Linked DNA regions of Homo sapiens: regions 1, 2, 4, 5, 6 and 7 are each linked to region 3. Evidence: chromatin loops called from intact Hi-C (ENCODE). Cell type or tissue: heart right ventricle. All regions are shown on one strand.

What was found. Peaks named below come from ENCODE experiments on the same cell type or tissue, not always from the same donor. Only the 100,000 strongest peaks of a DNase experiment are listed, where the experiment ranks them.
Region 1: it touches region 3 in a loop (7-fold over the local background); 40 of 110 quality-filtered maps call a loop at or near these places.
Region 2: a loop joins it to region 3, with 12 times the contacts of the local background. A loop is called at or near these places in 2 of 110 quality-filtered maps.
Region 4: a loop joins it to region 3, with 4 times the contacts of the local background. A loop is called at or near these places in 44 of 110 quality-filtered maps.
Region 5: it touches region 3 in a loop (4-fold over the local background); 31 of 110 quality-filtered maps call a loop at or near these places.
Region 6: a loop joins it to region 3, with 20 times the contacts of the local background. A loop is called at or near these places in 62 of 110 quality-filtered maps.
Region 7: it touches region 3 in a loop (4-fold over the local background); 2 of 110 quality-filtered maps call a loop at or near these places.

Annotation. Positions count from the first base shown.
Region 1 is chr6:25,715,948-25,719,947 of GRCh38, reverse strand. No RefSeq gene overlaps it. Among named protein-coding and RNA genes, the nearest start is that of H2AC1, 8.6 kb to the left of the region's middle. In heart right ventricle, a CTCF peak has its summit at 1,606 (motif pointing right); no DNase peak of the experiment used is centred here; H3K27me3 peaks cover 1,198 bases.
Region 2 is chr6:24,853,699-24,857,698 of GRCh38, reverse strand. All of the region lies in intron 8 of RIPOR2 (RHO family interacting cell polarization regulator 2), which reads left to right. Among named protein-coding and RNA genes, the nearest start is that of ARMH2, 57 kb to the right of the region's middle. RefSeq lists an enhancer at 1,404-1,698. In heart right ventricle, a CTCF peak has its summit at 1,525 (motif pointing left); a DNase peak (open chromatin) is centred at 1,508; H3K4me3 peaks cover 351 bases; H3K27ac peaks cover 378 bases.
Region 3 is chr6:25,221,859-25,225,858 of GRCh38, reverse strand. No RefSeq gene overlaps it. Among named protein-coding and RNA genes, the nearest start is that of CARMIL1, 56 kb to the left of the region's middle. In heart right ventricle, CTCF peaks have their summits at 1,998 and 2,201 (motif pointing left); a DNase peak (open chromatin) is centred at 2,198; H3K4me3 peaks cover 521 bases; H3K27ac peaks cover 2,204 bases; H3K27me3 peaks cover 238 bases.
Region 4 is chr6:25,600,228-25,604,227 of GRCh38, reverse strand. CARMIL1 (capping protein regulator and myosin 1 linker 1) reads right to left here. Exons shown (of 37, transcript NM_017640.6): 33 at 3,482-3,914. Among named protein-coding and RNA genes, the nearest start is that of SCGN, 50 kb to the left of the region's middle. In heart right ventricle, a CTCF peak has its summit at 1,657 (motif pointing right); no DNase peak of the experiment used is centred here; H3K27me3 peaks cover 512 bases.
Region 5 is chr6:25,488,108-25,492,107 of GRCh38, reverse strand. It overlaps CARMIL1 (capping protein regulator and myosin 1 linker 1), which reads right to left. Exons shown (of 37, transcript NM_017640.6): 13 at 3,523-3,626; 14 at 299-376; 15 at 84-160. Among named protein-coding and RNA genes, the nearest start is that of SCGN, 160 kb to the left of the region's middle. In heart right ventricle, CTCF peaks have their summits at 1,635 and 1,839 (motif pointing right); DNase peaks (open chromatin) are centred at 1,517 and 1,887.
Region 6 is chr6:25,554,876-25,558,875 of GRCh38, reverse strand. It overlaps CARMIL1 (capping protein regulator and myosin 1 linker 1), which reads right to left. Exons shown (of 37, transcript NM_017640.6): 29 at 2,026-2,175. Among named protein-coding and RNA genes, the nearest start is that of SCGN, 95 kb to the left of the region's middle. In heart right ventricle, a CTCF peak has its summit at 2,254 (motif pointing right); a DNase peak (open chromatin) is centred at 2,235.
Region 7 is chr6:25,085,659-25,089,658 of GRCh38, reverse strand. It overlaps the pseudogene CMAHP. Among named protein-coding and RNA genes, the nearest start is that of RIPOR2, 150 kb to the right of the region's middle. In heart right ventricle, no CTCF peak of the experiment used is centred here; no DNase peak of the experiment used is centred here; H3K27ac peaks cover 4,000 bases.

The sequences.
Region 1 (4,000 bases), 490 kb before region 3:
TATGTAATTTTATAATTCTTATTTTTAAATTCTCAATTTCAATAGCTGCATCAAGACATATACTGAGCACTTTGTACCACACATTTTTTTCTAAATGTGTTATGCACTTGATCTTGTTTAATCCTCAAAACAATCCTATAGCTAGGTACTACTATTATACCCACCTTACCAATGAAGAGATTCAACTTCTTTGGAGCAACAGAACTAGCACTGGAGCCAGCATTTCAACCCAGATAGTCTGACTCTAAAGCCCACCTTAACTGCAACTATACTAAAGTGGTTGTACCATAATTTAGTTAAATATACCATCTTTCATTGTTTGGGATATTTTGGGGGGAATTTTTTTTTCTTTTTTCGAGACGGAGTCTCACTCTGTCACCCAGGCTGGAGTCTAGTGGCACAACATCCCCCTCACTGCAACCTCTGCCTCCCAGGTTCAAATGATTCTCCTGCCTCAGCCTCGCGAGTAGCTGAAATTACAGGCACGTGATGATTCACCTGCCTCAGCCTCCTAAAGTGCTGGGATTACAGGCATGAGCCACCAGGCCAGGCCAAGCTGATCACTGTTAACTACTTAGGCTGTTTCCAATATTTTATTATTGCAATCAATGCTGTAATGAACATCTATGCAAAAATAGCTTTAACTCCTTCTGAAGTATTTGTTTAAACCATTCCTAGATATGGGATGATTAGGTCAAAGAATACACAAGATTTTATGCCTTTTTCTGCATATTGTTACTATTCCAGATTATTGCACCAGAAGGCCAGTAGCAAAGCATGACTGTTTCAATTTTATTTTGCCCTCACATAATTTGGTGTTATTTAAAGAAAAATTTGTTTAGTTGGTAGAGTACAGCATTACCACATTATTTTGGTTTGCACTTCTTTTCATCAAAGTGAGACTGAACATTTCCATATATATATATACACACACATCTATCATACATATATATGTGTGTGTGTGTATATATATATACACACACACATCTATCATACATTGCTTATCAACAGGGATACACATTCTAAGAAATTTATCATTAGCCGATTTCGTTGTATTAACATCAGAGTGTACTTACACATACTTAGATGGTAGAGCCTGCTACACACCTAGGCTATAGGGTATAGCCTATTTCTCCTGGGTTTCTGTACAGCATGTTACTGTGGTGAACACTGTGGGTAACTGTAACATAATAGTAAGTATTTGAATATCTAAACATAGAAAAGGTACAGTAAATATATAGTGTTATAATATATGGGACCACCGTTATATATGTGGTCTGGCATTGAGCAAAACATTGTTATGTGGCTCATGACTGTATATGTTTGTTTTTGCCAGTTACTCCCATATTCTCAAATGTCTCTTTGGGTCCATAAAAAATAATTTGAACAACAAATTCAAATTAGTTGTTTTGTAACATTATAAAACTTAAGTTACATTAGGCCCTTAAATATAATATTTGCAAAATCTGAATAAAACAATTTTATAATGCAATCAATGAGAGCCAGCTGAATTTTTTAAACTGCCTCTTAGAGAAAGCTCTCATTAATTTGAAATGCGGTCACACATGAGCTCCTTTAAAGTCAAATATAATCAAAGCTAACACCAGGGGGAGCCCAGTAGTCATTCCATGTGAAAATATATCTGACTTTTAATACATTTCTGAAGTGACACTGGAGAAAATTTACAGTGAAATTATGAATACTGCATTTAATAGTCCTACGGAGAAAAAATAGAAATCGGTGCTTAAAATATACATTCAGACTTCAACCTTTTAGTAAACTGAAAAAGACATGAGAATGATGATTATGTGAACAACAGTTGTAGAACACCCACGAATGCCTGTACAGATCTTGTTTCCGTTGTTATTTCTGCCTCCTGTCAGCATAGGAATCTGACAGGCCTACTTCAGAATCTAGCTCTGCTACATCTAAGCTGAGAGTTCTTGAACCAGTTACATAATCTGTGCCTCAGTCTGTTCAGCTGTACATGGTAATACCTACCTCACAGGGTTATTGTGAAGATCAAACTGAGATCACATCAATAAAGCATCCAGCACATAGCCCAGGCTCAGATATGTTAGTTCATTTCTTCCTCTAAAGCAGTGATTCTCAACCAAGGTTGATTTTGCTACCAATGGTCATTCAGCAATGTTGGGAAGCATTTTTGGTTGTCACAACTGGTGGTGGGTCCGGCATCTCATAGTCAAGGCCAGGGATGCTACTAAACATCTTACATAGGACAACTCCCCAAAAAGAAAAATTATCTGCCCCCAAATGCTAAAAGTGCCAGGGTTGAGAAATCTTTATCTATCTAGAGAAATCTAATATCATCGTTAATACTCCTTTGCTGAGAGCCTATTCTATGTTGGATTCAATTTGAGTTTCTGGAAATACCATGAAATACAAAGATCTTGCCATGCAGGGGATTACCGTCTAATAGTGGAACTATGGCTTATCACAGTCTGCGAGTTTGGGGATGGGAAAGAGTGAGGAAAGTTCAGAGAATATCCCTTTTTCAGTTTAGAGTAAGCACCTTCAGCACCTCCACTTCTGTGAGCAAAAGGTTGCAGAGCACCCTGGGTGCCCTTTTGGCTGTCTTCATGCTAGTGGAGCAGTCCAGAGTTTCCTTCCTGGGGTTTACTATCCCTTAATTTAGGCTTGCTTCAGAAAGAAGTGCTGGTCACTTCCTCAGCACTTCTTATTCAAGTGCTGGCCTCTGCTGCAGTAGATGTTGGGGCACAGGGGCTCTGCCCTTTCCTACAGAATGGGCCTATGTGAGGGTTGCTTTCACCTGCTGACCCTTCAGCACATCCCCTCCCTCAGCCCTGGGGAGTTTCCTGAGGAGGAGAGTAAGAGCCACTTCTGCCCACCGCACATGGCCAGTGGCTCATGAGAGAAAAGGCTTTTGAGTCAGAAGTCCTGTGTGAGTCCTGGCTCTGCTTCTTTCTTCCTGAGGAGCCTGGGGAAAGTCTCGACATTTCTGACCTCCACTTTATAGCATGGAAGGAGGAATCTCTCATGAGGTTTATGTGAACTTTATTTGGTGATTTGCAAATATAAATCATAATCCCCCTCTGGGGGGGATTTGCTTGTTGAGTCCTGCCTGCCCAAAAGTTCTGTAACCAAGCTCAGAATTTGCCACAAAATTACTCTAGTGTGGCCTTATGTCGACAGCTAGAGGCAGGTGGAATCACGCTTAAAAGCAGCTACTGTGTGTCCATTCCGAATTCATCACTTTGTGCCCATTGTTTAAGACACAAGCATGGAAAAGCACTCTAAGGGAGGCTACGGGGCTGAGTGAGCTGAATGCCTGGGAGATCACTTACTGGCTCCTCCACTGCCCATGCTTCTGTCATCAGCCAGGTAGGGAGCTCAGTTCTGAATACACTCCCTTCCTAGTTTCACGTTTTTCTAAAAAGAAAGCAAACGCCTATGTCATGTATCCAAAATGTATAAAATTTGTAGTTATGACTGTTCCATCACATCAGAAAGTTACCAGAAACCTTTAATGAAACAATAAGAACCCTACTAGGGCTAATTTTATGGACGTCTTTCTGTGGAGCTTCTAAAAGAAATTGTGGGTGATATAATTTAAAATTATGTGTAGTGTTGTGCAACAATAGTAAGGAAGCCATTTGGTAGACTCTCAGAGAAGGACAGCAGAGGCAAGTTTTGGGCTCCCTGCCTGTGTAAGAGAACAAGATCTGAATCGGTCTGACCCCACGCCCGCAGGGAAAGAGCACCCTTGAATCTGACCTATTACTTCCACAGCAGATGGTCCAAAGGAAATGTACAGGCATTTTACACAAACATGCATCTGAAAATGAAATTTGCAGTAAAATAAACACGCACTTGGAGAGCACTTTCTCTTCTTGCCGCATCTCATAACTGACTCCACTGAAGTAAATCCTGCGTCCCAGGCAGCAGCTGAAGAACTGAGGGAAAGACCACTACACCTTTCAAACATTAACTCATGAGTTGTGCTGGGTCATCTGGCACT
Region 2 (4,000 bases), 370 kb after region 3:
CCATTGAGCTAGTAAACTTGCATTATTTATGCCTGGTCAATAGATCAGTAACACCTGTAATAGGAGCTCCTGACTGTATAGCTACTTGGTTGTCTTAAAGTAGGAAGTGTGACTCTTGGAAGGAAAGATCATCATAGAACTGGGAAAAATGATGTAGAGCGTTCTTCTGGCAGAATGGTGTCTGAGCAAAGGAAGGCAGGCAAGAGTAGGCAGCTGCTGTAACACCCTCCAAACGAGGCTGTGGAGGAGGTGTTAGATCAGTAATATGTGAGCGCCGTGAAACATCCAAAGGTATGACCCCTGCAAGCCCCCAGTGCGCATCCTCAGAGGTAACCCCCATGATGGTTTTTTGAGTGAAAGCTAGAAAGCTTTCATTAAGCTTTCTAGATCATGCACTGGTAATCACAAACTGTCAAGAACACTTGCAGCTTTCTCCAACTGTGAAAATGCCAGCAGGCCCCCAGACAAGAGCCTGTAAGAAACCTGGCCAGGCCTCAAAGACAGACTGTAACTGTCATTGCCCCACTGTTAGTGCTAATTCCGTGGCCAGTACCACCAGTGGCTTACACAGCAGATAGAACTTTAAGAAGCACGGCACAAAAGCTGTTTGTGCCTGGATAGTGCCATTGTGCTACATTATTGCTACAATCAGAGGATCAGTGATGCCACTACAGCAGTTCCAAGAAATTTTGCTTAGTAACATGGGCTGAGAAGTGAAAAAAACATCACTACCAAGTACCTTTCTCACATTGTTTTCTTCAGATATAAAATTTCTGGTAATTTTAAAGGGGGGGGAAAAACACCTTCAAAGGATTTCCCCTTTATTCACCTTTATCTAGTAACAATGTCAGATCAGTTTCTTTTCAACCAGTCTTCCATTGTAATTACATAAACAGGCAATAGATTAATCCTGAACTAATTTGCAGAGGTTTTGTTTTGTTTTTGAGACAGAGTTTCGCTGTGTCACCCAGGCTGCAGTGCAGTGGCACTATCTCTGTTCACTGCAACCTCCGCCTCCTGGGTTCAAGCGATTCTCATGCCTCAGCCTCCGGAGTAGCTGGGATTACAGATGCCCACCATCGCACCCGGCTAATTTTTGTATTTTTAGTAGAGACAGAGTTTCTCCATGTTAGCCAGGCTGGTCACGAACTCCTGACCTCAGGTGATCCGCCCACCTCGGCCTCCCAAAGTACTGGGATTACAGGTGTGAGCCACCGTGCCTGACCAATTTGCAGAGGTTTTTAAAGAGCACTTTGGATTTTATTAGAATTAGCATGTCCAGTTTAGGATTTACAAAAACAAGTCGATTATACTTTCTTTCAGAAGTATTTTTTTTAAAGACTAACTAAATGCTGCAGAAAATTATTAGTAGAATGCAGGCTTCTTTAATTCTGCTCTTATTTCAGTAAGTCTTTTTAAGTGGGTTGTTGTGTTCTAATTATTATTGAAAGCTGTTTTTAAATGTGCTGGCTCCACGGGCAGGAAGGCACGGACGAGCTGGTGAGTTTCTGCCACCTACTGACAAGTGATGGTAACAGCACATGCTTCTTTTTTAAGCATCCGGGGACCTTTTTTGCTGTCAGCTTACCCACGCAACGTTTATAAGTCAGGTGAAAGTAGAAGCGTTCATTTAAGACTCTCAACTTACTGGGTTTTTTGCTTTGTTTTGTTTTTTGAGTCGAGGGTCTCGCTCTGTCACACAGGCTGGAGTTCAGTGGCTCACGGCCGCCTGAAACTCCTAACCTCAAGCAATCCTCCTGCCTCAACCTCCTGAGTAACTGGGACCACGGGCGCACGCCACCATGACTGGCTAATTTTTAAATTTTTCGTAGAGATAGGGTCTCACTGTGTTGCCCAGGTTGGTCTCAAACTCCTGGGCTCAAGTGATCCTACTGCCTTGGCCTCCCAGAGCACAGGATCACAGGTGTGAGCCACCATGCCTGGCCAAGAGTCTCCAGCGTACTAACAGGGCTATTTGTAGAAGGCAAAACACATTGTGTGATACCATCCACAGCATCTTTATATGGGTAAAATCACGTTTAAATAAATATAAAAGCAACCCAGAGCACAAAGGTTATAAATAGCAACTCAAGGAGGCTGAAGTACCAAGGGACCCATTTGTCATATGGATGTCTTTGTGTGGGAACAGCCTAGGACTAACAGCTGTTTCTGGACCAGCTCATCAAAATTATTTCCTCGGAGTGCCTCTAAAAAATTACTGGGTAAACAGGGAGGAATTGTTCGTGTCTTCTTCAATCTCTATTTAAACACTTTGAAAGTAGTAACTTCTTTTTTTAAAACATTGAGAAATATAACAAAAAAAAAATAAAGTCATATATAATCATTCCACCCAGTGCTAAGTTTTGTTAAAATTATTAAAATATCCAACCAACTTTTCTGTGTATACACACTCCCTGCCAAGGTATGTGATCTTTTTTACATCTTTTTTCTGTATTACAAAATAAGTATATCATCTTTTTATAAATCAAATAAAAATTACCACTTATTGACAAAAATTTAATTTTCTCCTTAATTCTACCCTACCAGAGATAATTATTTTTAACAGTTTGGTATGGTTTTCTAGACTTTTTTCCCTGGGGATCCATTTATATATGGCTGAGGTTATACTCTATGTAAGGTTTTGTGTCCTTCCTTTTTTTTTTTTTTTTTTTTTTGAGACGGAGTTTCACTGTTGCCAGGCTAAAGTGCAGTGGCATGATCTCGGCTCACTGCAACCCCCGCCTCCCAGGTTCAAGCGATTCTCCTGCCTCAGCCTCCCGAGTAGCTGGGATTACAGGTACCCGACACCACACCCGGCTAATTTTGTATTTTTAGTAGAGATAGGGTTTCACCATGTTGGCCAGGATGGCCTGGAACTCCTGACCTCAGGTGATCTGCCCACCTCAGCCTCCTAAAGTGCTGGGATTACAGGTGTGAGCCACCACGTCCAGCCTGTACTGAATTCTTAACTGGAAATCTCATAAAACTTTATTTTTTTTCCTTCAAAAAATTTTTAAAGGATGAAGATTTTTACCTATTTTTATGAAATTATTTTGGTTCCTTCAATAAAACTTTTAGTCTTTAGGCCCCAAGGAATGTAAAGTGCTTTGCTTTGTGATTGGCAGGAAAACAACAGCTGACTAAAGCCAGAAACAACTGATTAAAGTAAAGCTGGGTCACTGACAAGCCTCTGTTGATGAGATTAGTTTCCTCATTTGCTATGCACATGTGACTAGCATGCCTTCGTCCCCACACGTTTATTCATGCTTGACACAGTAGACATCCAAGAAACATTGTCGAATGCACACATGCCATTCACTCAGCCTGGAAGTATCTGTACACCCATGTCTTCATTTTACTGTGGTGAAACTCTGTTATTCAAATGCTACTTTCCTCCATGAAACTATTCTACATTAAATAAGATAGTCTCTCTTTTTTCATTTTAATTATATAGTAATACATTCTCATAAAAATACAGAAAAAAGCAAAGATCTCCTTCTGTCTCTCCACTGCTGTTTGCCTCCCTGATGCATATCAATTTACTGTGTGTTTTCTTTCTTTTTTTTTTTTTTTTCTTTTTCAGACATAGTCTCACTCTGTTACCCAGGCTGGAGTGCAGTGGTGTAATCACGGTTCACTATAGCCTAGACCTCCTGGGCTCAAGCGATCCTCCCACCTCAGCCTCTGAGCAGCTGGGACTACAGGCATGCACCACCACACTTGGCTAATTTTTTTTTTTCTTTTTAGTAGAGATGAGGTCTCACTATGTTGCCCAGGCTTGTCTTGAACTCCTGAGCTCAAGTCATCCTCCTGCCTTGGCCTCCCAAAGTGCTAGGATTATAGGCGTGAGCCACCATGCCAGCCTTGTGTCTTTTCATATAGATTACGTCTTTCATTAAATAGTGGATGGCATGTACTCAATAAATAGTATTATCCCACTCTTGGATATATTGTCATTACCATGTATTAACGACCTACTATGTGTTAGATGCCGTCCATT
Region 3 (4,000 bases):
CTGGGACCACAGATGCACACCACCATGCCTAGCTAATTTCTTGTATTTTTAGTGGAGACAAGATTTCGCTATTTTGCCCAGGCTGGTCTTGAACTCCTGGGCTCAAGCAATTCTTCTGCCTCAGCTCCCTAAAGTGCTAGGATTGCTGGTGTGAGCCACCATACCCAGCTTGTTTCTTTTATTCTCAGAATATTCTTAATATTCTCAAGAACATTCTTGGCCTCCCTTCCCTGCCATTTATAATGTTTCCTCCCTTGGTTTCTTTATTTTCCTTCATTCACACTCTGATTGCACCATTCAGTTTGACTCAATTGTAGTCAAATTCAACTCACAGGCTTGTTAACCCTAGTTTGGTGAACATCATAAGTCTTTCAGATGCTGGTTGGAAATGCACCTCCTCAATCCCTAACACTGACATTTAAGCAGCAGAAAGAAGAGGAGCAGCCCATGGTGAAGGCAACTGGAAAGGTCAGAGACCCAAGGAGAGATAAGATGAAAGTTATCAGTGGTGCCTAATGAAGAAGAACTGTTCTGTGAGACAAGGACTGAGAATGTTCCTCATGAGGACATCATTGATGACCTTGGTGAGAACAGTCAGCAGAAGTTTGAGAAATTATTGGGAGGTGCTGAAGCTGCCACAAGTACAGACCAAGCTTCTGAGAGAGTTGGATGATGACAGAAGGAGAAAGTGAAAAAGGGCTCAGGGTAGAGAGGCTTTTGTTTAGGATGGGAGAAGCTAGAGCAAGCCAATGTCAGCTGGGGCCTCCCTGGCTCTGTGAGATGTTGGTCCATCTTTGTAAACCTGGTCCAAAGCCACAGTCCAAGATTCCTTTTATGATTTCCCTAAATTTCTGAGGCTTGCTCCCTCATGCTTCTCTTTGTGTCCCCTGCCACATCTGTACCTGTGGTTTCAGATCCATCTTGTGGCACCACAGTGCGAATCTCAGCCTTCTCGCCAGTTTCTACACAAACACTCATGTTAATGGTAATCTATTGAGTTAACAATTTAACAAGGAACTTTAAGGTAGTTTGGAGGTGCTCCTGGAGAGGGGTTATACGCCCAACCACACTGCCCTCTGCCATCCTGCTGGCTCCTCCTCCGTTTTTCCCAACTTCCTCCTCCTTTAGAGCAAGGAATTACTTTTCTTGTCTAGAACTGAGTGATCAACCCAGAGTCAAGGTCTCGCCTTCAACCTCAATGGGCTTATCCATGAATTTTTCTAAGAAATCTCCAAAAGGAATTTTCATGCCATTTGCTAAGAGAATTCGATTCTCCTCTAATATGTCCTCTTGTCATATTAGCATTCGGGGGTGGGGGCGGGGCAAACAGTTTATGTAGACACAGAAATTGATGCATGTGGTGAAATGCTGGGAGACACCTGGAGGGGAGAGGAGGGCAGCTGTTCTATTTCTTGTGATTGGTGGGACAGGAAGCAAGAATGAGTGAAAATGAAGATAAACCTGTATGGGGGCAGGATGTGTATGGGGGTGGGATGGAAGAGTGAAGATTTGAGGGTTTGTGGGCTCAGTAGTCTCTGTGGGGGCAAGATCACTTGCTGACAGGGGATGGACAGAACTGAAGGTATGAGATTCTCGCTATAGAGAGGAGTGAGGGAAGGAGAAGGGATGAGGGGAGAGATGCTGTTTTTAGATAAGGAGAAGTATTGACAAGATGAATGGAGTATTCTTCTGAAATCGGAAAGTATACCTTTGTGAAGATACCAGTTCCCACGGTTGTACTTCTCTCTAGAAGCCCCAAATCACTAAGATATAGAAGCAGAGAAGGGGGATTTCAGGATTAATCTGGGGTTGGAGCTTGCAGAGCAGGACAGTGTGAGTTCTAGTGCTTTATTCTGAAGTCCTGGTGAAAAAGGGAAAATTGAGTAGGAAGAAGCCTGCCCATTAGCACTGGGTTGACATTCAGCTCCACTCTGGACCATGTTACCTTGGTGATAATGAAAGTGGAAGGAGGGATGCTTTTCTGCCAATTTTATCTAAGCGTCTTGGGCAGTTTTAATTTAAACGTATGATACTACCTCCATTTTTTCCTGGTATGATTCCTTTCATTTAATTAGGCTCTATTGGTGGAAAGTAGTTGATCTTTGATGACGTTGTTATCTCCTGAACATTATTATATCTCCCGCTCTGGTTTACAGGTTTTTCCTGACTCTTCTCTTCTGCATTACAGCTCAGGACTGCCACCCAGTGGCCTGTTAGCATAGAGCTCTGGAAATGCTGATTTTTTTCTTTAATACAGCCACAGAATAAGACAATAAGAAAATATTTGCTTCCTTGTTGGGGAAAGTAAAATGCAGAACTTCCTATTTACCAGCCAAACAAAAGAAGAATGCATTCTCTCAGGACCTCAGGGACTGTCAGAAAATAAGAAAAGCTTTTTTGACCTTAGTAACCTTTGACATGGTTCTCTGAGACCAAGTGTGTTTAGCCAGGAATTTATACTAAACAGGGAATGGAATGAAAGCAGGATCAGGATTTTGAAGAAAAATACCTCTCAAATTGGGGAGAGTTAGGCAAAGAGATTCTGAATGTAAAGTCATTTGGGGAAGACATAGGCCCTTGGATAAAGCATACTTTTTTTGTTTTCCTATTTTACTTTCTTCCTCACCCTTTAACACATGGAAGATGGGTCCCTGTGTCCTCCAGGTCTGATAGGAGTTGTCAGACTGCCGTTGTTTGAGTTACTTTATTTATTTGGAATTTCTGGATGTGAGAAGCTATGGAAGCCAAGTTCAGATTCAGCCATTCTAATTCTCTTATAAGATATCCTCTGTGAAACAGTGGTGTACATTTCAGTTTTGTTTTTGTAAAAATTGAGTATCAAAATTTTAAAATCCTACATGTTTTATTATCAAAAGATCACTTACAGGCATAAACTCTAGTATAATTTTTAATTTTTTGAATTGTAGATTGTCTTTTTCTTTTTTATCATAGACACTCTGAAAGCTAATTGGGATGACAGAGAAGAAAAAGAGAAAAGAAAGAATCTCGAATAAGAGGCCCAGTGGCCTCACTAGAAGGATGAGAAGATAAGACTTGCTCTAGAGGAGGAAAAATGGCAGCTTCCTTGCCCACTAAGGGGAGACACAGAGACCCTTGAATGCAATGTAGAGTGTCCTTCCTTAGCCCTTATAGCGGTTCTTCAAAGTTGCAACTGTTCCTACAAATGTTATTTACAGCCTGGGACTTCATTAAGCCAGAATATTTCCCTGAACACTACTAGAGATGTGCTCTGTAATATTAGCAAGGTCTTGCTGATACCAAGGGAGGGAAAGTAGGTGAATATCTGTGCATGGCTCTGGAGGCATACCTAGGGCAGTGTGGGTGGAGTGCCAGGCTCTGTTAAGGATTCCCAGTGGGTCAGCCACAAGCATATGGAGTGATGGCTCCTGAACAAAGACTGGGCAGAAAAGTGGGCAGAAGGGAATGCCAGAAATTGGAGACAGAGATAAGATACTAAACACAAACTTTTCCACTTCCTAATTTTGTCTAAGATAAGAAGATTCTAAAAACAAACTTTTCCACTTTCTCATTTTGTCTAAGTCCAGCCCTGCTTGCATCCAATGGAAGATAAAAGATTAAAACTAGAGATTATTTTCAACAAGCATGAATTGAGGACCTACTATAATTGGTTTATTGAGCAATCTTGCTTCACTGGACAATGAAAGTAGGAAGACATTATTTTTTCCTGTCATTGCTTTTACCTGGGCTCTGCAAAATATCCTTTTCCTGACACTTAATGAAATCTTGGGGAGATTTAATAATGTCAGGATCAGTTTGGTTATTAAACATCATTTTGTTTAAAACTCCAATCATATCCTATTCAAGTTTCAAATATTACCTTACCTCACTCCTGCTCCAGGTACTAGGTCACAAAGAAAGTCTTTAAAGTCAAAATGTTTAAGAATCTAAGTTATATGAACCATATTATCTGGCTATATTGTAATAATCATATAAGAAATAAGAGACTTAACTTACCTAT
Region 4 (4,000 bases), 380 kb before region 3:
CATGCATCTGAAGTCCCAGCTACTCAGGAGGCTGAGGCAGGAGGATCACCTGACCAACCCCAGGAGTTCAAAGCTGCACTGAACTATAAAAGCGTGCCAATGCACTCCAGCCTGGGTGACAGAGCGAGACCTTATCTATTTAAAAATATATATATAATTTTCAAAGCAGCAGAAACCTTTCCAACCTCAATGATAATACAGGTGAAAGGGGTCCTGAAATAGGCAGGGTCTTCCTTGCTTTGAGGTAGAACCACATGACACAGATCTATTATTTAGGAGGTAAATACAGATGAACAGGACCGAATAAATTTTTTAAAAATCTGCAGGTGGGAGGAATTAGTGATGGTGATGATGGGGAAAGTAAAATGCCACTGTCTTGGGGTAGGAGTAGAAAGTTTAGAAAGTCTACACTAGACTGAGGCATTTAGATACAAAAAAAAGATATACAAAGCAAAGTCTGGTGTTTACTTCATAACATCTAAGAATTATATTGACAAAGATGGTCTACATCTACTGCCTGTCTAACAAGCAAAAACACTGTGGACCAGTAGACCAGCAGGCATGATGATTCCCAAGGCAGTCTGACCTTCAGACTGCTGGTTCCTGCTCATCCCATGCTTCTGACAAACCTAAAAAGCTCTGCAGCCAATTCCTAACTTTAAACTGTGTTTGATGATACAGGAAGTATTATTTGAAATGCAGGTGAGATAAGCCTCATTCCCTGAATTCATCAATCTACCCCAGTCACACACTCCCCAGGAGTGCTGGCTCTATCAGAAGGAAGCACCCAAGTGGCAGGAAGGCTGAGGAATTTCTCAGGAAGATGACAAAAGCTCCACTGTCATGAATGCAAGGTGCTGAACAGATCTCCAGGAGGAAATGTGTATACAAGCACTGCAGCTAACACAAGCACACTATTCGGCATCACTATGGAAAAGTGATCCCCTAAAAAGGAAGTCCCATGCCAGCCCTCTGTGCCCAGGACAAGTGTCTGCAGGACAGGGCTGGGGACCATCCATGAAGTCCCCTTTCACATCCTTCCCTTTCAGGTTCCTCCAAGTGCATGGCAGGCACCTGAAAGTGAGGACCTCCTTAAATTCTGTACCCGGGGCACCCCATTTGCCTGCATCTCTAAAGCAATCCTGGGAGTTGTTCTCTTTTCCCTCCCAGATTTTTAAAGTTATTTATAAATCCCAAAGTGACTGTGGGGAATAAGGATAAAATAATACAATGCCCATTGCCTTTGTGTGTGGACAGATGACTTGGAGGCCCCAGAGGAAAATATATGAACTCTAAGTATTCACTGCTTATTTCTCTCTTTTGTCAATAAATGAAAAGTGTCATATCTTCATACTTACAGTTCTTTTTCTTTAAACATATTTATATGTATATATCTCAAATGCCAGCAACGCAAAGAGAATTACTTATAGGAGGGTGAAGACATCATATATTTTATCAACAGTATATTGATCATTGATGCTATTGTTGCTACCTTTAGAAAGAATACAGTCATGGTACTTTAGAAAAAAAATGTTCTAAAGCTAATTTTTGAAAAACTTCATTATTTAATGATTTTGACAGAAGACCCATGACTGGTCTGAATTTTAAATAGCAAGAATTTTTAACAATGGTTGTTTTAAAGTGACACTAGATGGCGCTAACAGATCATTAATACTGTGTAAGCCCTAAACAAATATAAAACCATAAGGGTTTTGTCACTTTAAGTCGATTTATATATCAAATCCAAAGTACATGAATAAAACACTCTAGTAAATGTCATCTTTACACCAAAAAGAAACTGTTAATCATGAAAAACATAAACAGCATATTAATCAAAACCGCACATTCATTGTTATAAAGAAATTCACAACATGGATTAAAATTTTAACATTTCCTTGGGCATCTGACTCACTAATGACATGGTTGTAGTATTATCCAGAATTCTGACCAGTGAGGGCCACACCATGCCTCCTTTGTTGAGTGAGCAGGATATAGTTCTGTGGTCTCTCCCAACTCTAAGGGTTGCTCAGTGAATTAGGAGGGTTCTGCAATTAAAGAATTGCTAAATAATGTTGATGTTGGTGGGAGAACTTTGGTAAATAGTTGTAAGATCAGGTGGGAAGTGGAGTTTAATTTTTAAACATTGGTTGTTTAGAAGCCATATAAAAGAGCTCCCTACACCTGCCATGTAGTTAATTGTTTACTTTCTGAAAGTCAAGGGCTCACCGGGATGAACTGTTTTATTGTGATACTTCAAATAAAATAGACATGTGATTTCCTTTCTTGGAGAACCAGTTGTGTAAAAATAATGGAGCTCAAGATAATGCACAGAAACCACAACCTGACTTAAACATAGGTATGTTCATCTTATCACACAGATACAATCCTTCATGTAGTGAGTGACAAGAGAAAACAGGGGTAAAAAGAAAAGTGAAAAAGACTCCTTATACTTTAAAAGGAGATTTGAAGAATAAATAATGTTTTAAGTCAGATTTGGGGGGAACTCAGCAAATTTTAAACTATGAAGTTATTCTCTGTAGCAACAGATGATATATATCAATGGTCAAATATTCAGTTAATTCTAATAGAATACCTTGAGTGTTTTTTCTTTTGTCTTTGTCTTTTAAATCTGGAATATAGCAAGGCATTCTTAGGTTTAAAAAGAGAATAATTTTTAGGTTTGAAAAGGGAATAAGTTAGAAAATAGTTCCCATTTTTATATATAATCTAGTTTCAGTGTTTTTATTTCCCTCTGTTAGTTCACCTATCTTCAATATTACCCTCAGTCTTCCATCTGGATTCAGCCGACTGTCTTTTCCCCCAGATGTGAGCATTTCACCTGGCCCCGGAACATCTCTGACATGCTTCCACAACATGCACAGGAGGCCCCTGGGCAGGTGGGGAAAGACCGGAGTCTTCAAAGCCTATGTTAGAATGCCGGCACTCCACAAGACTGTGACCCTCAGGCCAAAGTGAGAACATGGCCATTTCTTTAGGGTCTGTGCTCCAGGTTCTTTAGCAATAAGTTATGGTTTTGGATTTCTATTTAACCAACAGGCTATTTTTATTTTCTCACCCAAATAAACCCAGCGAGGGCAAAAACACAAACAAGGACAACCAAGTCAAAAATGAACCCCCACTTATCTCACGAAGACAAGGAGTAGATTGGGGGTTACCAGACGGCAGGAAGTGTGGGGACATGGGGGGAGATGAAAAGAGGTACAAAATGGGTACAAAAAACACAGCTGATAGAAGAAACAAGACCTAGTATTGGACAGATCAGTAGGGTAGCTCTAGTTAACAACAATCTATTGTCAATTTCAAAATAGCAAGAAGAGAGTAATTTGAATATTCCCAGCATAAAGGAAAGTTAAATGTTTAAGGTGATAGACATACATAAAAATATCACATGCACCATGAAAATGTGTGCATCTATTATATATCAAATAAATGAATGAATTAAAAATAGGTCCACCCTTACCTTCTGCGCACACGCAGCTCTCTTCTCTTGCTTGGCTTTCATCTCTGCCAGCAGACCACTGCCCATCACCTGGACCCCATACCTCCGCCCTGCCTGTGGGCTGCTCTTGCTGTCACTCCGTTCCACCTTCCCTATTTCTTCCCCTTGACTCTCTTCAAAGGAGTCAGGTGTTTTTATCTCCTCTATCCGTTCAGAATTGCCATTGTGCTCGGCGGCCTTTGTGTCCTTCCTGGGACAGTCCACAGGTGGACTTCTGACTGCCCCTTTTGGTGAGGAGGGTTCTTCTGTCATCAAGATCGTTGGTGGTCGCTCGGATTTGGACCGGGATTTGATTAAATTGAGAAAGCCACTACTTTTCCGAGAATCTCGCTTTTTCTTTTCATCTCCTCCTTCATTAAGCTCATGGGACTCTGAGCCTCTTGTTGACCATTTCCTGCATTTCAAACCAAGACACAGATCTGTTGTTTTTACTGTAAATAAGTTCCAGCAAGAATCAGTCAAAATATAAATATGGAGATT
Region 5 (4,000 bases), 270 kb before region 3:
TTATCACTGTTTTCCTTATCACTACAACTTTTCTCAGAAGAAGACACTTCCAGATGACAATGAGAGCAGAAATAAATCTATACCGGTGAGAGAAGACAGTTCTGGAGAGGTTGAGCACAGCTAAATATTGAAGGCATCCACGGAGAAGAGCTCCACAGACCTGAAAAAGAAATAAGGCACTCTTCTTTTCAAGTATTTCTAGGTCCAGGAGAATCTTTTATTAGAGGTCCCCTACATCCCATCTAAATAGCTCTTCTGAGACCCCTCAGAGCAAGATATATATATATTTTAAATTTACCATGTCCAGGGAACATTCTGTATTGGATAAATCCAGATGAACAATGGCATTTGGCTGGGCCAAAAAATTATACATGTGCTTGAAAAAAAATAAAAGATAAATGTTAGGATTCTAGAAACACACACATACACACAATGCAAGTTAATGTTTTAAAAGGAAGTTGCCAGAATTTCTCAGATCATTCTCTGCTCTTCCCAAGGGGATTATCAGAATTTTCTGTCATTCCTTTAGGTTCCCTGACAGTGAAAATCCCAAGAATAGTTAAAATTATGTTTGAGTTAAAAAAAGGCCAAATGGAATATTGAAAACCAAACCCCCATTTTGTTATGCATGACTTAGTTTTCCTGGATAGCTTAATTTTTATTATACAATTTTGGAACCGTGCTAATTCATTTTAACCCCTGAGATTAAAATACCACCTGAACTGCAATCACTCTATCAAAATGCTAATCACTTTTGAAAGTGTTTGCAGAACTACGAATCTGAATCTGAACCACAGGATGGTCTCAGGCTATCCTCTCTTCTGTCCGACATAATGATTTTTCTACCCTTAGTTACTTCTCAAAGCTAACAAGAATGGCTTGGCAGCAATATGAGTGCTTTTTTAAAAATTTCACTAATAGCTAAGACACTTCTGGTTTCAGGGGGTCACAATGCTTAAACTTCCCCAGTCCTCTCATTCAAGGCCATCAAAATAATGAGACTGATCAACAGATCAGTTCAACTGAGATACTGAACATCAACAGCAATGTTGTTCTGGAATTACCCTGTATGTGTAGCAACTGCCAGAGCCCACCCATAACAAGCTGAGTCCAAGCTCCCTGCCACCAGGCAAATAGCTTAAATTCTCCTCTGCTTCACTGGATGCCACTGGATACTTGCAAAAACAAACAAGCTTATACTGAGTACGTCCTTGCAAACATTTACTATGTGTAGCAGTTTGGCTATATGGTGCTTCAGAAGAATCCTATCAAGGAATTCAGAAGAGCAAAAAAATAGCCTGTAAACACTTAACACTTTAAAATAACCATACACACAGAATGACATTTATTTTTTTTTATTTATTTATTTATTTATTTATTTATTTATTTATTTATTTATTTATTTATTTTAAGACAGGGTCTGGCTCTATCGCCCAAGCTGGAGTGCAGTGGTATGATCTCGGCTCACCGCCACCTCCACTTCCCGGCATCAAGCCATCCTCCCGCTTCAACCTCCTGAGTGGCTGGGACTACAGGCATGTGACACCACGCCCAGCTAATTTTTGTATTTTTTGTAGAGACAGGGTTTCAACATATTGTCCAGGCTGGTCACAAACCCCTGGACCCCAGAGATCCACCTGCCTTAGCCTCCAAAAGTGCTGGAATTCTAAGTGTGAGCCACTACACCCAGCCATAGAATGGATGTTGTTATGAAAAGTTCTGATTCAGAAAAGTCATTTTGCTCTCACATGAAGATCCTCTGCCTCTCTCTCTCTGTTTGCCTGGCAAAAATTGTCTCAAGAGACTTTTAAGTTTACTGTGGCTTTGCTCCCAGCTACCAGCTGGGGGAGCTCTTATCACCATGAAATGGTGACAAGACTATTTGGCCACACTTCTCCAAAGAGGCCAGGCCCTGCTAGGCTGCTTTCCCTGAGGGCACAGGGTCAGGTAAACTCCTGCACCTGCCGCCAGGCTCCTGGAACTTTTGCCTTCCCCGCCCACTCTCCCCTCCAGCCCACTCTCACTCAGGTCTCATCGTTCCACTCCCCAGAAGCAAGCTACAACAGGACCCACCCTGGCCAGAAAAAGAAATCTTGAGCTATTTTGTTGTTTTAGGTGACTATTAATGTTCCTATTTTAGCTGAATCTTATTAATCTTTAGCCTTTCCTTTTATCCTTCCCTCTATTCTTCTACTTTGCCACAGTATTATTTTGGTGGTGTCACATTGGCCTTGTTTTATTTTGGGGGGGAGCAGATTTATGAACTGTCAGTGAAGGTAACAACTGAAACTGGAAAATGGATTGAAAAATCGTGGCACACCAGGAATCAAGTATTATTTAAATAATTTTAAGTTCAAGGGAGAGGAAAAGGAAAAAAAAATACAAAAAGGCCTTCATTTGTACTTCCTGCCTTACAGGTAAACCAAAACAAGAGAAATAAGAATAAATTTCACAGTGTTTTTCAGCCCTGTGGCAAAGCAGTGGAATGCAAATTAAGGCCATTCAAAGATGGCCGCTGGGTGTAGGCCATGTTGTTAAAGAAACAATTCTATCTTGGTGACTAGAGGGGATCATTTGCCACATATGGAAATGAGATAATACCTAATCCACTGTGTCAAAGATCTGCCAAATATTACATTATTGATTCAGTTACATTAAAAATTTTATTATAATTGAGAGAGTAGTTTTTGCCTTCATATTCAAACTCCGAAGAAATGGCCCCAGGTTATATGTTGACCACTCTTCTCCCTATTTTATTCACGGAATAGACGAGTGCTCAGGTTTATCCCAATACTCCCTTTCAATTGTAACCTATAACCATCAGTCTTCCCAGTAACAATAATAATAATGAGAAAGTTCAGTTAATGTGCCCAATCTTCCTTACCAGGCAATTTTAACCTGTAAGCTAATGGGTTTTTGTTGTTGTTGTTGTTGTTATTGTTTGATACGGAGACTCACACTGTCGCCCAGGCTGGAGTGCAGTGGTGTAATCTCGGCTCACCACAACCTCCGCCTCCAGGGTTCAAGCACTTCTCCTGCCTCAGCCTCCTGAGTACCTGGGACTACAGGCAAGTGCCACCATGCTTGGCTAATTTTTGTATTTTTAGTAGAGATGGGGTTTCACCATGTTGGCCAGGCTGGTCTCGATCTCCTGACCTCGTGATCTGCCTGCCTCAGCCTCCCAAAGTGCTGGGATTACAGGTGTGAGCCACCATGCCTGGTCCCTGTAAGCTAATGTTTTTAAATGAAGAAAAAAATTCTTCAACAGCATTACTTCCAAAAAAATGTGAACTTCAGCATCACTAAATGAGAAAAAAAAATAATTGTGGTGATATATGACATTTAATTAACGAATGCTCTGGAATTTTCAGTAAAACACTTCATAAGCTCGTAACTAAATGATTCAAAGGTGTCATGACAAAGAGAGAGGCAGGAAAATGCACTACAAAGACATGTTTAGAATTATTCCAGGCTTATTAAACACAGCTTCTTCGAAGATGGAATAAAGAAAAGAAAACTTACTGAGAGGTCATCTCCACGAAGGACGTTCCCTGAGAGGTCGAGGTGGACAAGGGTAGAGGCGGTCAATGGATTGGCACTGAGTGACTGAGAAAGGCTGTTCACCCCTGCAACATCAAGAAAATCCAGGCTCAGTTTGCACTCCAGGAAACAAAATGAGGTTTGTGTTTCTATAAATGGCCCAACACTTCCATCAAATTGCAGGACTGAGGTTAACCATGAGCACTGTCCCTGAAAGGTGGCGCTATGATTGTGTCTCCTTTTGATACACCCTCAGGAAGAACAGGTTGGTCAAAGACACAACCCCCTCACTGAATCAGAAGGAGTAATGAATTGGCTTCCCTTTGATCCATGTCTTCTGATGTGTCCAAGGACAGAAAGGATTTTAATCTGAAGCCTTAGAATGATGAAAGCAATCTAGTTGACAATGTTTATCCTTCTCTTAATCCTGCCAGGTGATTCTTGAGTTAGTGCCTGGTGT
Region 6 (4,000 bases), 330 kb before region 3:
ACTCATGCCTACCTATATATTCTTTTTTTGATGAAGAGCTCTTGTGTTTCTCTGTCACTCCCTCAACACCCAGGGCCCTGCTCCTCACCCTAGGACTCAACACAGGCTCATCTCAGGAATGGCCCTCCCTGCTTACCTCCTTGGCCCTTTAAACCAGATAAAGTCTACCCTCCTAACGTGGCTTGTCCTGAGAGTTGAATTCAAAGAGATCTACATCTACTCCTGCCTCTTTAGGCATCATGGCAACATGAATGTTTTTACAATGGATGCTGACTCACAGGGGCTGTGCCTGCTGCAGGCCTGTCCCTTAAGTTCTGAGGGTGGTCTTCCAACTGCATTTTTTAAAATTATTCCTTTCCTCCACCCTCAACTCACTCACTTAAAACAAACAAACAACCTTTTTCTTCCTTTCACAAAACTAAACCAAATTAAACAAACAAAAAAACTTACTTCCAAACAAAGTTTACACAGTTTAAAACCAACGTTACAGTAGGTGAGCCAGTCTTTCATAACCAACTTTTCCTCATTCCAAACCACATCATCTATAAACCTAATAAAATACATTTTACTAGCTTGTTTTTTCCTTCACCCTTTTCCAATTTACACATGACCAAATAAATCTGGTAGGAAACGTGGTATGTGGAGTTGATTTCAAATTTTTAATTCAAATCTATTTCTTATTATTTGTTTTCTTTTAGGGCTAGTCTAAGAGCTTTCCAGAACAATTATCCTATAACATAGTGTCCAACTTCTAATGCCTCAAAAGGCAAACAAACTCAAAATACTTATGAAATATAAATGTTATAATAAGATGGACAACCAAGTTTTTAAAAACTTGACAATTTCCTCCACCCAGATTAAATATATGTGCAGGTTTATATAATTATATAGAAAACTGTTTTTCAGCCTTATTTAGTGATATTAGAATGTTGCTTACAATCTTGGATTATACATTAGGCTTTCTTTGCTGTTCTCCTTGTATAGGACAGGACTTTACATAGAGAACCCTCAAATATTTTATTCACAGACTTTAAAACATGATAACAGTGGTTTATAAATAAGTAAACTTCTTAACACACTACATTCCCTCCTAGGTTAGAAAAGTAATATCGGCCATATCAGATCCTTGGTGTTCAAAGTTAAAACAAGTACTATTTCTTAACAATGGCTTCATCTAAAAATTACTAAAATCACAAGCTAATGTAGAAACATTTGGACATATAAGTAACCAAAACCTAGTCTTACCACCACCACCTCAGATTATAAGGAATTATTAAAAAGTAAACATTTTGTAAGACATAAACATATTGAATACAGAGGATGATATAGACACAAACAATTGTTTCATGGTAAAGTGAGAAGTAGCTATGCTGATTAATATAAATTTTAAAATAATGAAATAGGATTCAGATAAAATTTTCCTTAGAGTGAAAAGGTATTAACAACCTAAATACTCTAGTTATAGGGCCAGATGGATATGCTACATGAAATTTAGAAAATGGATAAGAAATTAAGACCTACAGTTAGGTAAACATTATAGTGTGCATTCCATCTTCTAAAGCACATCAAATCAGGTTAACGAAACAGAATCTCATCTAAACAGGAAGCCCAAATTTAAGGGTTTGTCAAAAAGTTGTGTAACAAAAGAAAACAGGTAAGACCAAGAAAGAGTCACCCTATATATATTTTTTATTTGAAAAAGTCTTTCTCCACATTTTTAATGGCTTATTTATAATTTTATTTGAAGATATTTTCCTGTCACAAAAACCTTTAAGAGTTACCTAATCTATTTCTCCTAATTAGGAATTTTCCCACTATGGCTACAGGGCCTTAGAAGGGGGCTGAAGCTTCAGCTTTATTCACTTCATTAGCGGCCTCTTTAGGACTTTTCTGAAAGAATTGTCTGAGGGTGGGGACAGTGTTTTGTTTGGTCTGATTTCAAAAGGTGAGATTTAAAAAAAAAAAAAAAAACAATGGCACAGTCCAGTGAAAAGGGTAACGGTACCACCAGAGGATGTGTCTTACCATACAGGTATCCAGATCTTCCAAACGCTCTATCTCTGTTAGCTCCTCCACTGTGATGATGGAACGTTTAACTGGCTTCTCCTCAGCCAGCTCGATCTCTAAGGATTCTTGTTGAGGAAGGGTCTTGCCACGTCTGCTGAAATGGTCAGCCTAGAAGGTCAAGACGTGTACGAGGAGAAATTAAAGTACAGAGAAAGTGCTGGTTAGCAGGATTCCTGAAGACGTCTTCCACAAGATGGCGCAGTGGAGCACAAAGCTGACGAGTGACAAGGACAATTCTTAATACATTCACAGTACAGTAACTTACCTCCTTTTATTATCTTTCTTTGGAGGACAGAGTGTTTTAAGCAATAAGTTATAAATCTCTTAGTAAATGAAGAGACAACATAGTAGTGTTCTTTTTATTAATTTTATTTGATAATTCCTCTGAAGAAATTTCCTTCTATACTAAAAAGTATCTGAGAGTAATAAAACAATTCCAACTTTCATTATTTTTAAAGGACTGAAAAGAAGGAAATTACTAGCAAAATTTTAATTCCTGCTCGCTTTCATTGTTTTCATATAATGAATACCATATTTGATATGATTTCTTAATTTCCAGTGTTATACTTTAGGTAAACATAAAAAATTAAATAAGAGGTAGAATAAGCTTGGCTGAAATTAACAAACTTCAGTGCTGAGCTGATCTGACACCAGGAACTTTGATTTAATTCTTCTGAAACAATGAAAACCAGTTGGCAAGTCCACGGAAACTTTGAGAACGTTTACAAACTTAAGTTGGTGAAAATGGTATCTGAAAGTCATTGAAACCAAGGTTTCATTTTGAAGACAGTATTTCCTTCATATGAGACTTAATCTCTTTCCTTATAATCTAAATCAGCAGTATTAATGTTAAAATGAAGTTCAAACCAAAAGTGCATTCAGCAAATTTTTTCGCAATTAAAAAAATCAATACTTTCTGAGTAAATTCTTTAAGAAAAAACAAATGCAAAAAAGTGAAAAATTCAAACTTTCAGTGTAGTTCTCACATGAAGATTTCTGTTAGTATAATATGTACTATTTGTGTCATAAGTAAGCATTTTAAGGCCATTCCTGGAGCCATGGGTTATCAATAAACTGTTTCTAAAATAAGTTTATTTTAAAAGGATGCTCTAGGCCAGGTGCAGTGGCTTATACCTGTAATCCCAGCACTTTGGGAGGCTGAGGCAGGTGGATCACTTGAGGTCAGGAGACTGAGAAAGGATTTCACATGGTGAAACCTCATCTCTACTTAAAATACAAAAATTAGCCAGGTGTGGTGGCACACACCTGTAATCCCAGCTACTCGGGAGGCTGAGTCAGGAGAATCACTTGAACCTAGGGGCAGAGGTTGCAGTGAGCCAAGATCGCACCACTGCACTCTGGCCTGAGTGACAGAGCAAGACTCCATCCTGAATGAATGAATGAATGAATGAATGAATGAATGAATACTCTATTGCTTTTGTTTGTACTTATTTAAAAAAAGGCTGAATCAGGAGCTCTAAACAATCATGTAGCTCTTTACTGTGCCAGGAAATAGAAAACAGTGTTTCTTACATTCAATGTGGTGATAAACTGGTTTTTTATATTTCCAATTTAGCACAAACCAATACACTGTTAAAATACAATAAAAAAGAAAAATCAGAAAGATAACATGTGTTTGGATACTCTATCTTTTTTGGTGCTACAATGAAAAACTATATTTTTTCATATGCACTGATATTGGAAGCTCAAGAAGTTTCTGGATGCTTCCTCTGGGGAACCATCCATTAGTGGGCCACCTCTGGTCCACAGGCAGCATTTGAATTGTGCTATTAGAGATATCTGTCTTGTCTTTCAGATTTTGGAAGACAGTCTTACACGTTTTTCTCAAATGAATTTTTCAAAAACATGCATTTTGTCTGTTTCACGCAGAAGAAGCTATTGCTGCTCCTCTCATTTTAGGATTCTCTAGGGT
Region 7 (4,000 bases), 140 kb after region 3:
CCTCATGGTGTGTAAGTAAGTTTCAGCATGTAATTCTGGGTGACTAATCATTTTCCATAGACACCGGAAGGCATTGCTCCTTTGGCTTCCAGTTATAGACAAGGTTGCTCTAAAGAAAACTTATGCTAGCTTGATCCTCCTTTCTTTGTGGGTGACTTTTAAGAATTACAGGATTAGTCCATATTTACTGATAAAAAGACTTTTTTCAGCTGATTTGGGGCTCTTATGTATAGGTGTAGGATCTGTCATCCAGTAGGCTCTACTTACAGAGGGCTCGCACACTGGTGCAAGGCACATCTCATAAACTGGTGAAGCTGGGGCAGACTGCATCAAGTAGAATGCGGGATGAGAAGGGGGCAGGCCTGCTGAGCTCCGGCTGATCTGAAATTTCCAGAGAACTTGGAAATCTGGATTTTCATGTGAAATACCCAAAGTTATAAATGTAGAAAGCTGAGTCAATGTTCTTAAAGAGTTATAGACTACATGAAATGAGAGCTAGGCTGTATTTGGCCAAAGGATCATCAGTATGCTTTAAGCTGTGAAGGTGAGGAGAGAAGCCAGCTAGGGGACCCCCGAGTGCAAAAATGTGGAGGCTCTTGCTTTCAGCATCACAAACACACTACCTGCCCTTGTTCTCCCCCTACCCCAAAATTGATTCTATGTATTGAGAGAACTGTAGAAATATATTTGACCTGGGAGCCATATATAGGGGTAGAGAAGGGGCCAGCTATCTCATGGACATAACTTTTGTGCTTGCCCTCCTGTCATCCGCAGTACCTACTTCTCTTCCCTCCACATCTGAACACCCCTCCATGTACTGTCTGGGATTGTACAGCCTCTGCCCTGCATCTTCGGTTTCCACTTGTCTGCATGCTTTCTAGATTCACGTAATTAGTTGAATTCTCCTGTCAATGAATCACTTCCTTTTCTTTTCAATGTGGCAGTTTATTCCTGTATAATTGCTTTGCAACATTTTAGTTGGATCTGGAAATGCAGAGGAGATAGGTTATGCACGCAATTTGTCCGTCATTGTGAACCAATAGTCTTCTCCTTAGCCCAGTGACAGTACCTCCTTGTTTTCCTGAATATTCTTTTGCATTCTTTTGGAGTTCCTCTTTCCCCAGCCACTGCTTAAGTCTCTTGTTTCCTTCCAGGACTCTGTGTTCATTCCACTGTTCTTCCCAAGTCTCTTCCTGGGTAAACTCACCTGCTAACATCACTTCTCTGTTAATGACTCCAAAAATAATCCATATGTCCAGCCCAGAGCGCTCTCTGGCTACCTCCAGTGCTGTCAAGCTTTGGGTTCTTAATAGTCAACTGCCTGCTAGATATAATTGTCTGAATTTCTGAATGCTTAATACATAATTTTCAACTTGTTCAAAGTTCAATTCCTCATCTTCCTTCTTTAAAATGTTCTTTTTCCTTTTTCTATCTGATCGTTGGTAATATCATTCCCCAAGTCAGTCAAGCTAGAAACAAATGAGTAATCTTTGGTTCTTCCCTTTTCCTTACATCCCCAAATCTAATCAGTCATCTAGACCTTTCCATTTTACACCCCAAATATTTCTTAAATCTACTTCCAATTCTCCTGTGTGCTTCTCTCCCAGCTAAAAGGCCAAAAAAGGCCATTTACCCTGCATTGGGAGGAACCAGGTCCTGGTACTGCATCTTAGCCAGGCCGACCTTAACCTGACCAAATTGTAGAATCATGTTTCTAAACCTCTATTAGCAAAACTCTGCCCTATGTTTGTAACCTCAGTTCACGATGGATATAATTGTTTTATACAAATGGTGCAAAAAAGAGAAATAGATCTAAAAATGCCAAACTTCCAATCATTCTGTGTCATTTAATAGCCTGTCACTTATGGAAAGTTTGCCTCTACTGATATTAGCATGATATTTACCGGGAGAAAATTTGTTGCAGACACTGAAAGGGCTCCTCTAAACTCTAACATTGGTGCCGATGGATTGTTAAAACTATGTGCAACCAAGGATAACTTCTCTTTATTTTCTTTATATAAGTTATCTCATTTTTTTCTCTCAACAGTCTCATAATAGAGAAACGGAGGCTTAGCAAGCTTAAGGTCACATAATTAGTAAGTGCAGGGCTGAGACTCAAGACCATCTCTGCTTGTCTCCTAATCCTGTGCTGCTTTGGCTCTTCAACAGTTTAAAAGTTGGGATTCTTTAAGGATAAGGATCTTGACCACTTGATTTAAAGTAATCCTGTTCTATGACAGGCCAGAAACTATAGACTGTTGTGAGCTTCCAGGCTCTGCTTTGCCTCTGAATGTTCAGGTGGAGACTTGAACACTCGGCTTTTAGAATGACGATAACAGCAAAGATTTCTTGAGTGCTTACTATGTGCCAGGCTTTAAGTATTTTATATACATCCTCACAACAATCCTATGAGGCATGTTCTATTATTGTCTTCATTTTATAGATGAGAAAGCCAAGGCACAGAACGGTGACCAAGATCACACAGCTAGAGTCTGGATTTGAACCCATGAATCTGCAGTTTGTGCTCTCAGTCAGATGCTCCCCCTGCTCTTAATCCATTTCCTGTTTTCCTTCTTTCGAGTCCTGCTGCACTTAGCATCTTTCCTTTTCTCCTCAGCCTGTGATATCTGCTCCCAGAGACTCTTCTCCTTGGCTCTCCGTGCCTCTGCCATCATGGGCAGCTGCTCCTCCCAGGGACAGGAGGGATCCATACTCTGCTTCCTGGGTTGCCCCTGCTAGTGGTTCCATGTCTATTTCAGATCCATAGCCGGGTGGATGTCATCAGACACGTGGTGAAGAATGGTCTACTCTGGGATGAGTTGTATATAGGATTCCAAACACGGCTCCAGCGGGATCCTGACATATACCATCACCTGTAAGTCTGGAAGCACCTGGCGCCCCCAGGCCATTGCTGAGGACGCTGTGGATATGCATAAGCAGTCAGTGACTGCCGAAGCCCCCAGATTCTGACTAATGTGTGAGATTCCACCATTAGAGCTTCATTCCTTTGTTAGTTTGTTAAAAAGCAAATCTGGTTAGGAAGGTATAACATTAAAGAGTCATTTATACATTCATGTGAATGTGTTATTGCACCCTTCTGGAAGTGGGTTTTGGTATAAGAAAGAGAAATACATTATAAGAGGGAAAGGGTATGTTTGCCAAGACAAGAATGAGTATTTGTGTGGCAAAGACATGGTCATTGAATTAGTGAATTCCTGCATCACATTTTTGTCTGTGCTCACCTCTGAGCAAGAATTTGGTGGGCTAGTTGGTTTAAGGGAATGGCCCACTGAGTTTCTGTCTGCCTGCACTTCAAAACTGTTTAAGTCTTTAGGATCATATCTAGAATATTTGCACTGAAATTCAGAAAGGGCAATTTGCCATTTTTATATTTGCAAAATAATCACCAAAGGAAAGAGTACTTTTTCTCATTACCACAGATCCTCTGAAAAAAATGCAGAAATTTAATTTTAAAATTCTAATTATTTAAAATGTATAAGCAAAAGTTTGTACTCTGAGCTTGCAAGCAGAGGCATTTATTAAAATTTCTTTTTTACTTATTTCCTTTTGAATGTTTTTAAATGATATGAAAAAGCTTAAGAATGTGGAGCTATGTAAAATAAAAAGGAAGTAACCCCACCAAGCACCTCTCAGGAAACCCTGTTTCCTGCCCTTCCCTCCACCCACTCTTATGGTAAGCTTTGATAATAGCTCAGTGTGTATCCTCCCAGGCCTGTTTCTGGACATAGCAACATTTCTCTACATATATTTGTTTTCAATAAGATGTCCCACATAGTTGGTAGTGAGGGAGTGTTATTGTTGCCGTTGTTTTTATTTTTTTTTAATTTTGGCAAAGCACACACCACCTTTGGGATGTTGCTATTGTTTTTAAATGAAATCCTAGTACAGATATTCTGCAACTTGCATTTTTTACTCATCAATATATTTTAGATAGCCTTCCACATTGGGACATCCAGGTCAACCTCAAATCTTTTAACAG